2 separate regions of the Homo sapiens genome follow, and region 1 is linked to region 2. Evidence: read pairs that join two places in POLR2A ChIA-PET (ENCODE). Cell type or tissue: Panc1. All regions are shown on one strand.

Region 1 (8,000 bases), 88 kb after region 2:
CCTGGGAGGTGGAAGTTGCAGTGAGCAGAGATTGTGCCACTATACTCCATCCTGGGCAACAGAGCAAGACTCCGCCTCAAAAAATAAATAAATAAATAAACAAAATAAAAAGGAAATAGAAGTGATAGCAGGGGCCGGGCAAGGTGGCTCACGTTTATAATCCCAATACTTTAGGAGACTGAGGCAGGCAGATGGCTTGAGCTCAGGAGACTGAGACCCGCATGGGCAACATGGTGAAACCCTGTTTCAACAACAACTAAAAAATACAAAAAATTAGCCAGGTGTGGTGGCACCTGCCTGTAGTCCCAACTACTTGAGACTACAAGGTTGAAGTGGGAGAATCACTTGAACCCGAGAGGTGGAGGTTGCAGTGAACCGAGATCACGCCACCACACTCCAGCCTGGGTGACAGAGTGAGACTCCATCTCAAAAAATAAAAAGGAAAAATAAAGTAGCCTCCTTTGGATTGCATCATTCTCTAATCCCAAACAAAAAAAGGTAATTACAGTATATGTATATAATTAAGATTTTCCAAAAATATCATCAGCTAAGCACTATTGCTTTTGTCCACTGTTGAGACACTGAACATATATTTCAATTGGACAACATTTAAATTTATCACTTATCCTCACTCTCTTTCTACAGGGATGCAGACAGTCCAGTGGTTAACAAGGCAGGCTTGGATTTGAATCCGGTTCTTTCATACAATAGATACGTTATGTAGGCAAATTTACCAATTCTCTACCTCTGCTGCAAAATCCTTATCTCTTAGGTAGATACAAATATTAATCAAAGTTTAGATTTATCAAGTGTTTACTAGATGCCAGGCACTGTTCTGAGTGCTTTATAGCATACTTTTTTTTTTTTGAGATGGTGTCTTGCTCTGTCGCCCAGGCTAGAGTGCAGTGCCGCAATCTTGGCTCACTGCAACCTCTACCTCCCAGGTTCAAGTGATTCTCCTGCCTCAGCCTCCCAAGTTAGCTGGGATTACAGGTGTCCAACACCACACCCAGCTAATTTTCGCATTTTTAGTAGAGACAGGGTTTTACCATGTTGGCCAGGCTAGTCTCAAACTCTTGACCTCATGATCCGCCTGCCTCGGCCTCCCAAAGTGCTGGGATTACAGGCGTGAGATACTGTGCCCGGCCAACATACCTATTTTTAAATCACTCTATGAGGCAGCAGTATTAATCTCTCTACAGATGAAGAAGCTAAGGCACTGCATCAGGTAACTTGCCCAAAATCACAGATATTAACAAGGAGAAGTCAGGTCTCAAACTCACTTGCATCCTACCTCTTACTGTCTAATCTACGTGTGAACTGAGATAATGTACACAAAGATCTTTGTAAAGTGCTTGGCCTACAGTAAGCATTCAATAAAGGTTAACTAACTATTGCAGTTATTGAAAACTTGTTATATACATCCTTATACACACTCCAGTTATGGCCCCATAGGTGTGGATAGAAACTCATCTAGATAGGACGGCAAGGAGAAAGATAGGCCTAGAGAAATAATTTTAATAAGTAAGCATTCACTTTGCAAGTATAACTTTCAGTTATCAAAAACTGATCGGAAAAGCAGTTTTAATACTAAAAACCACAGGGAGAAGTGAAAAAAGAACAGAAAATTTGAAGTATAAGTAATGAATGATTTAAGGATGTAAGGATAAACACACACAAAATGAAACACTACTGCCATATTCAAATGCCCTTTGTACTTCAAAGTGAATTTAGGCTTTCTCAAAGCCTAAAAACACTAGCAATATTAAAAGTGCTGCGATTTCAACAGTCATCTTACTGCAAGGAGATGGAAACCTGAATACAGGCTGGGTGCAGTGGCTCACACCTGTAATCCCAGAACTTTGGGAGGCTGAGGCAGATGGATACCTGAGTTTAGGAGTTCAAGACCAGCCTGGCCAACACAGTGAAAACCCGTCTCTATTAAAAATACAAAAATTAGCTGGGTATGGTGGCAGATGCCTGTAATCCCAGCTACCCAGGAGACTGAGGCAGAATAATCATTTGAACCTGGGAGGCGGAGGTTGCAGTGAGCCAAAGTCATGCCACTGCACTCCAGTCTGGGCGACAGAGTGAGGCCTCATCTCAAAAAAAGAAAAAAACCAAGTTGCTCAGGTCCCAACCCTTGCCACACTGTGCCTATCAACTGCTGTGGGTCCTTTAAAAAGAGGCCATACTTACCTCACTTTATAAACTAAAAACTAAGGCCCAAAAAGGCTAGTCAACAGCCTAAGGTCAAACAACTCATATTACAATCAGGACAAAAATACAGATTTTTCCCGAGCCATATCCATTTAATTTTTTTTTTTCCATGAAGCACTCAAGACAGTGTAGTGGGATGCTTCTGAAAAAGCACCCTGCTTCAACTACCTCCAAGCACCAGGATGACTTCATGACCAATTTTATTTAAAATTTCTTCCCAAAGAAACAGTGTTCATCACTGCATTTTCCCAGTGCCTATACTACTATTTGTTGAATAAACTAAGACCCTAGCCACTACCCTCAAACCTGAAAGTTACAAATAAAATTCCGAATCATTAAAGTAACTTCATACATTTATCCTTAAAAATCCTCCTCTGTGAAATGTCTAACCCATCAGCCCCATTATTTCACAGCCCATTTTATAGAACCTTTGCTACAGTCTGAAAAAGAGTCTACTATATAGAATTGTAATTATATTTAATTTAAAATTCAAGGACAAACATAAAGGACAATCCCCCACATTTAGGAAAACAACTCCAAATTTTCTGGCCTTTTGCTGGATAAATTCTTCTCTGCCCCTATGCAGTTTAATAACTTAGATATGCTGTGTTAAGGCTACTTGGTATTATCAAGTCCCCTAAAAGAAGCCTGAAAAACCAAATGAACTTCACTATCTCTACCAAAAAAAAAAAAAACAAATAGTTACAAGAACTATTATTTAGTTTTCAGTGCCTATGTCTCTTACACTTGGAACTTAATTTCTCCTACCAACAACTGAGTGAATCAGGCAGATTCAGAGGAAGCAGGTCCTGGCCTTTTAGAGAGTGAAAAGAGCCACAGGAAACTTCTCGTTACCAAAAAAAAAAAAAATAGGCACACATACATTTAACCATCAATGGAGCAACAGAGGGCTCATCTTGTGCTTTCAAGACCTACTGTCAAAAATATTTTACAGTTAATGAAACGTCAAATGAAGCAGCAATGGAGAAGGTTAACAGATCGATTAAAATTACATGTGAGAATTTGCAAAGATAAGATGGCTAATTCAAATACAGCAGCTGCTATGTTTGACAAACCAATTTTCCCACCCATCTTCTCCCTTCTCTCCCCATCTCTCTCAGACACACATACACACTCCCTTATAATAATATCACTGAAGTGTTGTCTAAGTTAACCTCATTTTAGCAAGGAGGAAACATCCCCAGACTTCATGTCTATGAAGTATCTGGGCCAGGCGTGGTGGCTCATGCTTGTAATCCCAGCACTGTGGGAGGCCGAAGCAGGTGGATCACCTGAGGTCAGGAGTTCGAGACCAGCCTGGCCAACATGGTGAAACCCCATCTCTACTAAAAATACAAAAGTTAGCTGGGTGTGGTGGCACATGCTTGTAATCCCAGTTACTCAGGAGGCTGAGGCAGGAGAATCGCTAGAAGCCGGGCAGTGGAGGCTGCAGTGAGCCGAGATCACACCACTGCACTCCAGCCTGGGTGACAGAGCAAGCCTGTCTCAAAAAAAAAAAAAAGGAAAAAAAGAAAAAAGAAAGAAATCTCTGGTGGACTGGGCATCTTGTGATGTTAAGTGGCAAGCAGAGAAACCATTACACAAATTAATTACCAAGAAGGGTGACATCCTGCTACCAGTCTCCATGTTTTTGTTTTATAGAAGCCCTAAACTAGAAGCATATATCCATTTTTCTATACTTACATCTTTTTCAGTGATGCAAAAAACTGTCTAAAAGTACATTTGGGTACAGGATTGAAGAAAATGATTAGCATCAAAATATTGTAAATGTTTCCAACTTTCAAGTCTTTCATCAATACTTTAAGAATCCCACAAATTCACTTAGTTTCATTATTCTTTAACTGTATTTTACAGTAAAAGAGCAGTTTGCAATATTTTCATGGGAGTATAACATGGTTAGACAAGGCATCAAGCTACAATGTTGACATATCTTCTGTCTTGAAAGTCTACAGCTCCCATATGTCCTCAACATGTAATATCCTATTTTTCAATACTTCCAGTCAATGCAGTCAAGAACTGCCAGACAGAGCAGCTCTCTTCATTGGAATCATATTATATCCTTCCCTATAAATAGCAGCCTGCTTCCACCATTTATTTATATGTAATCATGGGTCATGGCTTGCTGGCCCAGTGAAAGACAGGTGGCGTCCCAAGACTCCTAAAGTACTGTCATTTCTCTAATGTATATAGTTGGGGTTTCAGCAGGGCTTGAGTTTTAAAACTAATCTTAGGTTTTCAAGAAAATTAGAAAAGTTATTTTCTAAGGACCCAAAGGTATCCTTGGGAGGACACCTGTTAAACAAAACTTCCTCCTAGAGCTCCTTGCCCCTTGCCCCTTCAGTTAAATAACCTCAGAAGTCAGGAGCTGTTTTCCAGCTTAGCCATTAAGATACAAAAACAAAACAAACAAAAAACTTCCCCACAATTGGGCACTCTTCTCTAACATAAACCTATCCTTGCACCACTAGGCAACACCTTTCTCTAAAACATCACATTCAGACTGCCCTACCTCATGCTTGTCATAATTAATTCGAAATGAGTTATCCTAAATCAAAAGCAGTTATTGAGTGTTTGCATGCACGTGTAATCCCAGCTACTTGGGAGGCTGAAGCAAAAGAATTGCGTGAACTTGGAAGGCAGAGGTTGCAGTGAGCTGAGATACTGCCATTGTACTCCAGCCTGGGCAACAGAGTGAGACACTGTCTTTAAAAAAAAAAAAAAAAAGTCATTATTGAACTGACTGCATTTTAAAATAATACCACTCCCCAATTCTCAAGAGTAGAGATTGACATCCTTTCTCTTTAAGGAAGGAATACAGTCCCTTGGATTAAGAACCCCAACAGGCCACAGGCATGGCAGAAAAGGCACACGTTTGGATTAAGACAAATCTAGGCTTTCATCGGAGCTTGGTTACTCAGCTGTTTAGCCTTGGTGAAGTCCACAGGACCTCTTTAAGTCTCATTTTCTGCCTCAGTAAAATAGGTATAAAACACCCACTGATCTCAGCAGATAGTGAATAATAAATATTAGTTACAGTCCCCACAAAAAGGGCTGAATGGAAAACCAGATAATCCTTGTTACATGAAAAAAGGGAAAATAACACTTCCTGGAAGCCTCTTTAGTAAGTGCCAGGCACTTTGTTAGGCCCTTTCTCATACTGTCTTACTCAAATCTTAAGACATCCTTTATTTCCCCCACCTTCCTTTTTAAAAGAGGTTAAATAACTAAGCAGGTCATCAGAAGTGGTTAGTCCTATTTTCAACCTAGGTGTTTCTGACTCCACTCACTCAACAGGCTATTTATTATGTGGCTTACACGGATAATTTTGAAAACACATGCTACTTCCAAACCGTGGTTTCAACAGAAGAGAAGTTAGAATTGAGCACATCTTTATAAACATAATAAATTCCAAAATGAACACTGATGATTAGATCTTAATCAAGCCTACCATCATAATTAAGGTTTACTATCTAAAGCACCACAGTTAATCATCTTGAGAATAGCTGTCCTTATACAGAAACCATTATTTATAAAATCCAGGTCAAACCTAAGCTGCAGTATGGGCCACCAACGCACATACACTAATACAAACCTCAGCTCTGACCAACAACCAAGGCTACTGCTGAAAACTGTTCAAAGAGGTCTTGGTGGCACCTGCATTCATTTAAGGACTGATTCAGTGTCTACTGTATAAATACTGCTTCCAATAGTAAACTCTTGTAAAAGTCCAAATTCAAACATACCAGTAACAAATTTCACCTTTCACTTGGATTTAGCCCCTAAGAAGTATAATGTACATTATAGCATAAACATAACTTTTAAACGCACTGTGAAACCAAAACATTCCTGTGACTCACATTATTGCCTTTCTCTCTAAAATGCACACATGCCCACAGATATAAAACTCGGCAGGACGCCCCATTAAAATCCATCCATAGCCCCTCTTACAGGGAATTCACCATCCCCAAGTAAAAACCTCTTACTGAGGAATTTATTTATGTTTTAAGAAATTTTCCTTTGAAGTACTAAAAGAAAATTTCTCGTTTTAAAAACACTGTCCTTTGAGGAATTTACACTTATCAATTTATAAAAATTTTACTTACAACTTCACATTAAAAGGACACATCTTCTAAGTCCTTTAAATTCTTGCAATAGTAAGAATAAATTAATTTTAAAAACTTCTCTAGTTTCCTTTATCCACTAATTAAGAGTGCTCACAAGATGTGTGGTCCTGAACTAGGGGTGGCAAAGAAGAGAGTTCCAAGGTATTGTCAAAGCCAAGGACCTTGAAAAGCTTACAATCTAGTTGTACAGTCTGTTCTATTAAAAACAAACAAAAAAAAGTTCAACAACTTACTAACCATTTTGAACAAAAACAGGTGATTTTAAGTTGAAACCTTTAAATGGACAGGGAAAGGAATACTGTAGGAAAAAAGACCAAAAAATAGATTCATAGAAATTAAAGAAGGAAAAGGACTAAGTATTGTAAGTGACCAAAGGACTAAGCATTCTAACATATCCTCAAAAGTAACATATCCTCAAGAATGCATTTGATTTATCAGATAAACCTAGCTTGAAAAGCTATAGCCAATTCCACAAACTAAGTCAATAGAATAACACAAACATGGCACAACTTCTATAAAAATGTTACCTTAAAAAATGTTACTGCAAACTATTAAGAAAGCAAAGTTAAATTTAATTAGCTTAAGACAAATACATGGCTAGCATCCTATACACTTTCATTATCATGCCCATGGCAGACATCACCAATCAATCACACCACACTTCCCTCCCTCCCCCAATATAATCTAAAGACACAATCTTCCAGCAGAAGTCAAGATAGGCATTATTACTGAAACTATTTGTTGTCCTTGATGGCTATTTTTCAAATATTGAAGTTGCCGGGTGCAGTGGTTCACGCCTGTAATCCTAGCACTTTGGGAGGCCGAGGCAGTTAGATCACCTGAGGTCAGGAGTTCAAGACCAGCCTGGCCAACACTGGGAAACCCTGTCACTACAAAAATACAAAAATTAGCCAGGCATGGTAGCGGCGACTGTAATCACAGCTACTTGGGAGGCTGAGCAAGGAGAACTGCTTGAACCCGGGAGGTGGAGGTTGCAGTGAGCTGAGATTGCACCAGTACAGTCCAGCCTGGGCAATAGTGCAAAACTCTGTTTGGAGGGGGCGGGGGGAGGCTGGGTGCGGTGGCTCACGCCTGTAATTCTAGCACTTTGGGAAGCTGAGGCAGGCGGATCACCAGGTCAGGAGTTCGAGACCAGCTTGGCCAACATGGTAAAACCCCATCTCTACTAAAAATACAAAAATTAGCCGGACAAGGTGGCACACGCCTATAATCCCAGCTACTCAGGAGGCTGAGGGAGGAGAATCACTGGAACCCGGGAGGCAGAGGTTGCAGTGAGCCAAGATCGCGCCACTACACTTCAGCCTGGGCGACAGAGCGAGACTCCATCTCAAAAAAAAAAAGAAAGAAAAAAAGTATAATTTTCTGTTAAAGAAAATAAATCATTATGGTCAAGAGAACCTTAATTAGGAACACATTTTTTAAAAAATGTAATCCCCTTTTTAAAGAGTTCTAGAAAATTATATTTTTTGAGAGCTTATTTTTGACCCATTTGAATTAAAAAACCGGAGATAGTCGCTTTTTCTCTTTTTCTTTTTCTTTTCTTTTTTTTTTTTGAGACGGAGTCTCGCTCTGTCGCCCAGGCTCGAGTGCACTGGCATGATCTCAGCTCATTGC
Region 2 (8,000 bases):
ACATGGATGAAGCTGGAAACCATCATTCTGAGCAAACTGTCACAAGGACAGAAAACCAAACACCGCATGTTCTCACTCATAGGTGGGAAGTGAACAATAAGAGGACTTGGACACAGGAAGGGGAGCATCACACATGGGGGCCTGTCGTGGGTTGGGGGGTAGGGGAGCGAGAGCATTAGGAGAAATACCTAATGTAAGTGATGAATTAATGAGTGCAGCAAACCAACATGGCACATGTATACCTGCGTAACAAACCTGCATGTTGTGTACATGTACTGTAGAACTTAAAGTATAAAAAAAAAAAAAATTCCTCCTCAAATCACTTGAACCTGGGAGGCGGAGGTTGTGGTGAGCGAAGATTACACCACTGCACTCCAGCCTGGGCAACAAGAGCGAAACTCCATCTCAATAATAAATTAAAAAAAAAAAAAAAATCCTATGGCTGGGCGCGGTGGCTCACGCCTGTAATCCCAGCACTTTGGAAGGCTGATGCGGGTGGATCACGAGGTCAAGAGATGGAGACCATCGTGGCTAACACGGTGAAACCCTGTCTCTACTAAAAATACAAAAAATTAGCCGGGCGTGGTGGCGGGCGCCTGTAGTCCCAGCTACTCGTGAGGCCGAGGAAGGAGAATGGCGTGAACCCGGGAGGCGGAGCTTGCAGTGAGCCGAGATCGCGCCACTGCACTCCAGCCTGGGCGACAGAGCGAGACTCCCTCTCAAAAAAAAAAATAATAATAATAATAAATAATCCTTTTCATAGCTGTCAGTTGATTTTCTTTCTCGCTGTAAAACTTGTGTGTGCTCACACATTGTCTCCTCTTCCTTTCCATTCGCTCCTCAGACTTCCCCCTGGATTCAGCCCCTCTACTCTGCCAACATTGCTCTCACCAGGGTACCCAGTGACCTCCAAGTTGCCCACTGTGGGAGCACTCCTGAGTCCTCATCTTACTGGAACGCTCCTCACGACCATCAGGGAATCTTCTGCTGCCCATGAAAGGAAGCCCAACTCGAATTGCTGCAAGCAGAACTGTGAGTTTCTGAAATCATTTCTTTGATTATTTTCTCCCCTCTATTTTCCTTTCCCTGGGGGCAGTAATCGAATGTGGGTTTGGGAACTCATCCTCTGGTTGTCTTTTCTGTTGTTCAGGTCTTTGGTTGCTTATTCAGCTTTAGGAGTTTCTGGCTGTACTTTTAAACTTTGTGTTTAATTTGTAATTTTAGCTCTCATAGTTTTAGTTTCTAAGTGTGGTTCCTTGTTCTCAGAATATTCCTTTTTATCGCAACACATTCTTGTTTCATAGATACAGTATCTCACCTCATTTTTTTCTGATTAAAAATAATTTTAATTAAACTTTTTTTCCCCCTAGTTTCTGAATGTCTGTGTTTTCTCAGAATTGCTTTCTTCAGTCTGTTTGTGTCCATGGTATGGACACTTTCTGAAAATGCCACTGTGACTCTTAAGTGGTCTGCTTCTGTTCTACAGTGAGATGCTGGAGCTCTGGGGTGGGGACGCTGACTGACTGGTGGCTTTGGGGATCGACATCTTCAGAGAGATTGGGTGGGATGCCAGCTGTGTCATGTCACAAACCTTCCCCTCACCCCCAACACAAACAACATGTGGAGGTCTCTTCTGGGGCCATTTAGCGTTTCCAGGGAGGGTCTTCCAGACCCACCGGGTGTATGTGTTTGGCTGAGTGCCCTCCCAGAACCAGGCAGGAGAGGGCAGCCAGGAGTCTCACGGCTCTGGCAGCAGACTTTATTAATAACGGAGTCCTCCAGTGTTCCATGTTACCTTCAACCTCCTCTTGTTCCTGTTGGTTGAGTCCAGATCTCCTCTGGCTCATTTTGTCCAGAAAATGAACTCTAGTGTCTTGCAGTGGGAAGGGAGGGCATGGAAGAGGGGAAGGGTCTAACTGCTCCTGCTTCAAATTTTCCACCAGTCCCTTTTTTCAACTTTGTCCTTCAACCCCACCTTCCAAAGAACACAGTGCCTCCGAGTGCTGGGCCGCAGGGCTGCACTGCAGACCCTCAGGTCAGCTGCCTCTAGTCGGCTAAGTCATTTCCCCTTCATGCATCCGTCACTTTCTCCCCTTTGTTCTTTGTCTCTCTGCTGCCATGCTAGGGCCTTAGGAGGGAGTATCAAGAAAATCATGTTTTAATCCACTGTATTTAACTCCAAGATCTTTTGTGTTCATCATATTTTTAAAATAGTTTCTTTTTTTTTTTTTTTTAAATAGAGATGGGGGTCTCGCCACGTTGCCCAAGCTGGTCTCGAACTCCTGGGCTCAGGTGATCCACCTTGGCCTCTGAAAGTGCTGGGATCACAGGTGAGAGCCATCAGTGATTGTTTAGGATGCAGTTCCACAGAAAGTCAGTCAGAAAATAGAAATTCCACATTCTTCAATTGCACCCAGTTCTACAAAGAGCAGACATGAAGGTAGGGATTTTTCTTTGTTTTTATTGTTAACTTAAAGTGTTCCCTATTGAATAACATTCATTTTGTGACATGTGAATGAAACAATTCCCATTTCTTTTATGTAAGGACATGTAGATGATTACTGATGCTTTTTCAGATCTGTCCAAGAGGATATATTTTAGCCTCAGAGGTTTTTGCTTTTAAATTACTCAGATCTTTGTAGTCCTTTGTGAATAATTTTGGCATCACATCTTTAGGAGAACAATAATAGCTGACACTTACATAATGTGCCAGGCACTCTTCTATGCACTTTATTTTTTATTTTTTTATTTTTTTATCTTTTGTTTTTTGAGACGGAGTCTAGCTCTGTCGCCAGGCTGGAGTGCAGTGGCACAATCTCGGCTCACTGCAACCTCCGCCTGCCAGGTTCACGCAGTTCTCCTGCCTCAGCCTCCTGAGTAGCTGGGATTACAGGTGTGCGCCACCACACCCGGCTAATTTTTGTGTTTTTAGTAGAGACGGGGTTTCACCATGTTGGTCAGGCTGGTCTCGAACTCCTGACCTAGTGATCCACCCGCCTCAACCTCCCAAAGTGCTGGGATTACAGGCGTGAGCCACCGTGCCCTGCCTATGCACTTTAAATATACTCACTAAACCCATACAGCAACCATGAGGTAGATCTCATTACTGCCTTCAATTTACAGATGAATGAGAAGAAGCAGAGAAGTGACTTGCCCAGCCTCACACAGCTAGTAGGCAGCACCAGAGCCCTTGCTCTTAACCACTGTGTCATGCTATTTTGAAGCAGCTTTTTTCAAAGTAACTTGAAAAAATGCAAACCCACTTCTCAAAGGAGAACATTTAAAATGTTAAAATACCTAGGGCAGGAGAGTTTACAAAACACACACACACACACAAAGCCAATTAAAGGGAGCACAGAACTGTGTAACCCAGAAGTCTGAGATGAGTTGGCTTTTCCATTGGAGCACTAAATTTAGCTTGTAATTCTTGCCAGCTAATAAAAAAAAGTAAAGCATGTTAGATTATATGGTTCTCCTTGTTTTGTAGAGCAAGAACGCTAATTATTTTGTGGAGAAAAAAACTTTTTGGCAACTAAATTCCAGAAGTAATTTCTAGAATTTTAATAAAAAGCCCTGTGTTAGAGCTTTTAAAAAACTTTTTATATTGTAAAATGTAATACTTATTTAGAAAAATGTGTAAACACGAATGCACAGGTTACTGAATTATTGTAAATTAAACCTCACAACCGGCCAGGCGCGGTGGCTCACGCCTGTAATCCTAGCACTTCGGAGTCCAAGGTGGGTGGATCACGAGGTCAGATGTTCGAGACCAGCCTGGCCAACATAGTGAAACCCCGTCTCTACTAAAAATACAAAAAATTAGCTGGGCGTGGTGGCAGGCGCCTGTAATCCGAGCTACTTGGGAGGCTGAGGCAGGAGAACTGCTTGAACCTGGGGGGCGGAGGTTGCGGTGAGCCTAAATCACGCCACTGCACTCCAGCCCGGGCGACAGTGCGAGACTCCGTCTCAAAACAAAACGAAACAAAACGAAACAAAACACCTCACGACCACCCTGGCCCAGAAGTAGAAACGTGACAGCCCCACAGAAGTCCTTGGTGTGTCCCGTTCCCAGTCATAAAGCTCTCCTCTCCTGCAAAGGTGACCACTGTTTTGATTTTTTTATGGTCATCACCCCCTTGCTTTTCTTTATAGTTTTATTGCCTGAATAATACCCCTAAAACACTACAGTTTAGTTTTGCCTATTTTGAAACTTTATATGACTGGAGTCATATTTTATATATTCTTTTCAGCTCCTTTTGCTCAACTTTCTATCAGTGAGATTCATCCAAATTGTTGCATGTAGCTGTATTCCTTTTGCTCTGTCTTACTCCATTGCATCACTAGATTACATTTGAGGAATATACCGCAATTTGCCCATTCACCTGTTGATGGACATCTGGGTTATTTTAGTTGCTGCCTATTGAGGATCATGCTGCTATAAACATTCTTGCCTATGTCTCCCCGTTTAGGCATACACATATTTCAGCTGCATAAGGAAGTGTTGGGCCACAGAGTGAGCATATATTGAACTTTTGTAGATAATGCCTACCAGCTTTCCAAATAGTTGTTGCAGTGTATATGACCATCAGTAGTATATAAACGTTGTTTTCCAAATACTTGCCCACACTTAAAATCGTCAATCTTTAAAATTTTAACCAGTCTTGAGGGTTAAATTTGGTTTTAATTATGCTTTTTGTTACTTTTTTGTATGCACATTTAGCCATTTGTATTTCTTCTTTTATGAGTTGCCTACTCAAGTCTCACGCCCATGTTTCCACTGCATTGTTTGTCTTCTTTTCATTGATTTGTTAACTTTCCAAAACAATGATACTAATATATAGAAATTCAGTTGGTATTTATTTATTTATTTATTGACACAGAGTCTTGCTCTGTTGCCCAGGCTGAAGGGCAGTGGCATGATCTCGGCTCACTGCAACCTCCACCTCCTGGGTTCAAGCAGCTCTCCTGCCTCAGCCTCCCAAGTAGCTGGGATTACAGGTGACTGCCACCACACCTGGCTAATTTTTGTATTTTTAGTAGAGACAGGGTTTCACCATGTTGGCCAGGCTGGTCTCAAACTCCTGACCTCAAGTGATCTGCCCACCTTGACCTTCCAAAGTGCTGGGATTACAGATGTGAGCCACTGTGCCCAGCCTCAGCTGATATTTACTTTTATTACATTAAAAAATAAAAAATAATTTTATTAAGCAACCTCACTAAACCTCTTAATCCTAGTAATTTATCTATTGATACTCTTGGATTTTCTACATATGTAACCATTATATCTGCCACCAAAATGTCCATTTCTGTCTTTCCCTCCAATCCTTAATGCCTTTTATATATTTCTTGCCTAACTGCAATGTTAGTACCTCTAATATGATGGTGAAACAAAATAGTTGACAGAGGGTACCCTTGTTCTTTGTCGCAATCTCAAAGGAGGCTATACTACCTGGTAGTGCACGAGCCCTCTTCATTTGCCACAAAAGAAGAGAAAGATTGGTGCAATCTTGGACTTTCCTATCTCAGGCTGAAAGTGATGCACGTTATTTGCTTTTTCATCTCACCGGGTAGAATTAGTTACAAGGCTCTTTATCAGCAACGGTGCTAGTAGATGTAGGGGGCAGTTGATGGGACATCTGGTGAGCAGGCTCTGCCACACAAGGGGCCGACATAGAGGATAACAGGGGAGTTACTTGAGGAAAAGCAGGAAGTCCTCTGTGAGGAGCTGGCATCTCAGTGGAAGGCTCAATGATGATGCATTAGCTTCCAGGGCTGCTGTAACAAAGGGCACAGGCTGGCTGGCTTACGCAACAGGAATCCCTGTCTCACTGTTCTGGAAGTCAGAAGTCCAAAATCAAGTTGTCAGCAGGATTGGTTCCTTCTAAGGGCTGTGAGGGAGGGATCTGTTCGAGGCCCCTCTCCTTGGCTTATGGATCACCTTTTCTGGTGTTTCTTCCTTCTTCTATAAATGTCTGTGTCCAAATTTCCGTTTTCATAAAGACATCAGTCATATTAGATTAGCGTCTACCTTAATGACCTCACTTTAACTTGACTATCTCTGTAAAGACTCTATCTCCAAATAAGGACACGTTCTGAGGTACTAGGGGTTAGAACTTAAAGTATGAATTTTGGGAGACACCAAGTTGGCCATACTTACAAAAGGGAGGGAGGTGAACAATTCTAGGGAGAGGGCAGAGTCTGCGCACAGGTCCTAAGGTAAGAAAGAGATTACACATGTGGCTGGAGCCCAGTAAGCAGTGGGGTGGATAGCAGGGGCCAAATCACATCTCCTTGTAGTTTATGGGTAGGAAATTTATGGCTTTATTCCAACTGCAGTGGAAATTGGAGAGCTTTATGCAGGGGAGAGACATGATCTCACCACGTTGTGGGTATAGAATGAGTTGCAGGCAGACAAGAGTAGCAGTGGGAAGACAGGGCAGGAAGCCAGTGAAGCGTCTAGTGGATAGATGACGTAGGCTGGGACCCAAGGGTGGCAGGGGATAGAGAAAGAAGTGTGTGTGTGCCAGGTGTATATTAGAGTTAGGTATGACAGGACTGGGAGATTTGGATGGGAGCCGGGAAGTGAGGTTGAGAAAGGTATCAAGGATAACTTCTAAATTCTGAAAGGCAGAACTGGAGGAATTGTGAAAGACGGGGAAAAGTGGGAAAATTAGGGTTCAGGTTTTGATGGTGATAGGGTCAAGGGGACTGTTTTGGGCATGTTATATTTCAGATACGTGTGAGGCTTCCAAAGAAAGAGGTCACTAGGCAACTGAACACATATGGACCTGCGTACATACAGTGAACTGAGAAGAGGCGAGGACATGGAGTCATGATGAGAGAGATGTCATCTGGAACCATGAGAAAGAGTAACTAGGCAGAGAGGGAAGAGTTATGAAAGAAGCCTAGAAATACTTAGATATTTTTTGTTTCAACCATCCATGAAAGCCAAATCATCACGCTTCTATGTAACGGAGTGAAAGCATGACTGGGGTTGAGATGATGCTGAAGTACTGCCTTCTGATAAGTCAACTTGATGCAATGACAAAAGTTAGATAACGGTAGGCAAAGTTGGAATTGGCATTAGAAAACCTTTCAGCAAGTGCTGGGTCACAATAAATGTTTGGTTGCATTTTCTGACAACTCTTGGAAGTTCCAGAGTTAATCCTGTGTTTCAGAAATTGTGGGACTGACCCACGAGCTTGTTGCACAGGTAAGCCATCCTGTTTCTGAAAAGAGGTGGGTCACAAAGTGCCCTATAGGGAAGACCAAATAATTCCTCTAAAAGGATATTTGAGCCACCAGAATAACTTGAATACTTACTTACTCAAGTAAGATCCCAGAAGTTTGGGTCTTTAAGCATGAAAAAGATCATTTTGGTCTATAACATGGAATGTTGTTGCCACCTGGACTACTTCATCTCAGAGAACCACTGTATGGCATCTGTATAATGTAATTTTGAATACACATATAATGTCACATGTCCTAGGCATATCAGAAAATAATATGCCTAGGATGGCTAGACTGTAAGTTCCCCTCCCTCCCCTTACTCCTCTCCCATGACTTTAGAGGTGATCTACTTAATGGCATTTATTCGTCTGGCTTATACACTTACACACTGTACAATATCTGCAAAACAATTCACAGTAGGGTGTCTTTTTATTTTTTTTTTATTTTTTGAGATAGAGTCTCGCTCTGTTGCCCAGGCTGGAGTGCAGTGGTGTGATCTCAGCTCACTGCAACCTCTGCCTCCCAGGTTCAAGCAATTCTCCAGCCTCAGCCTCCTGAGTAGCTGGGATTACAGGCACATGCCACCATGCCCGGCTAATTCTTGCATTTTTTAGTAGAGATGGGGTTTCGCCATGTTGGCCAGGCTGGTCTCGAACTGCTGACCTCAAGTGATCGGCTCGCCTTGGCCTCCCAGAGTGCTGGGGTTACAGGTGTGAACCACCGCGCCCAGCCTATACAAAGTTTTAAGAATAACCATATGATTAATTCCT

What was found. ChIA-PET counts read pairs that join two places held together with the same protein. Peaks named below come from ENCODE experiments on the same cell type or tissue, not always from the same donor. Only the 100,000 strongest peaks of a DNase experiment are listed, where the experiment ranks them.
Region 1: POLR2A ChIA-PET joins it to region 2 with 9 read pairs; 2 of 35 experiments call an interaction of 5 or more read pairs at or near these places.

Annotation. Positions count from the first base shown.
Region 1 is chr5:79,239,749-79,247,748 of GRCh38, reverse strand. All of the region lies in intron 1 of JMY (junction mediating and regulatory protein, p53 cofactor), which reads right to left. Among named protein-coding and RNA genes, the nearest start is that of JMY, 7.6 kb to the right of the region's middle. In Panc1, no CTCF peak of the experiment used is centred here; no DNase peak of the experiment used is centred here; H3K27ac peaks cover 454 bases.
Region 2 is chr5:79,328,064-79,336,063 of GRCh38, reverse strand. LOC102724530 (a long non-coding RNA gene) reads left to right here. Exons shown (of 3, transcript XR_001742756.1): 2 at 845-1,032. Among named protein-coding and RNA genes, the nearest start is that of JMY, 96 kb to the right of the region's middle. In Panc1, a CTCF peak has its summit at 1,718 (motif pointing right); no DNase peak of the experiment used is centred here.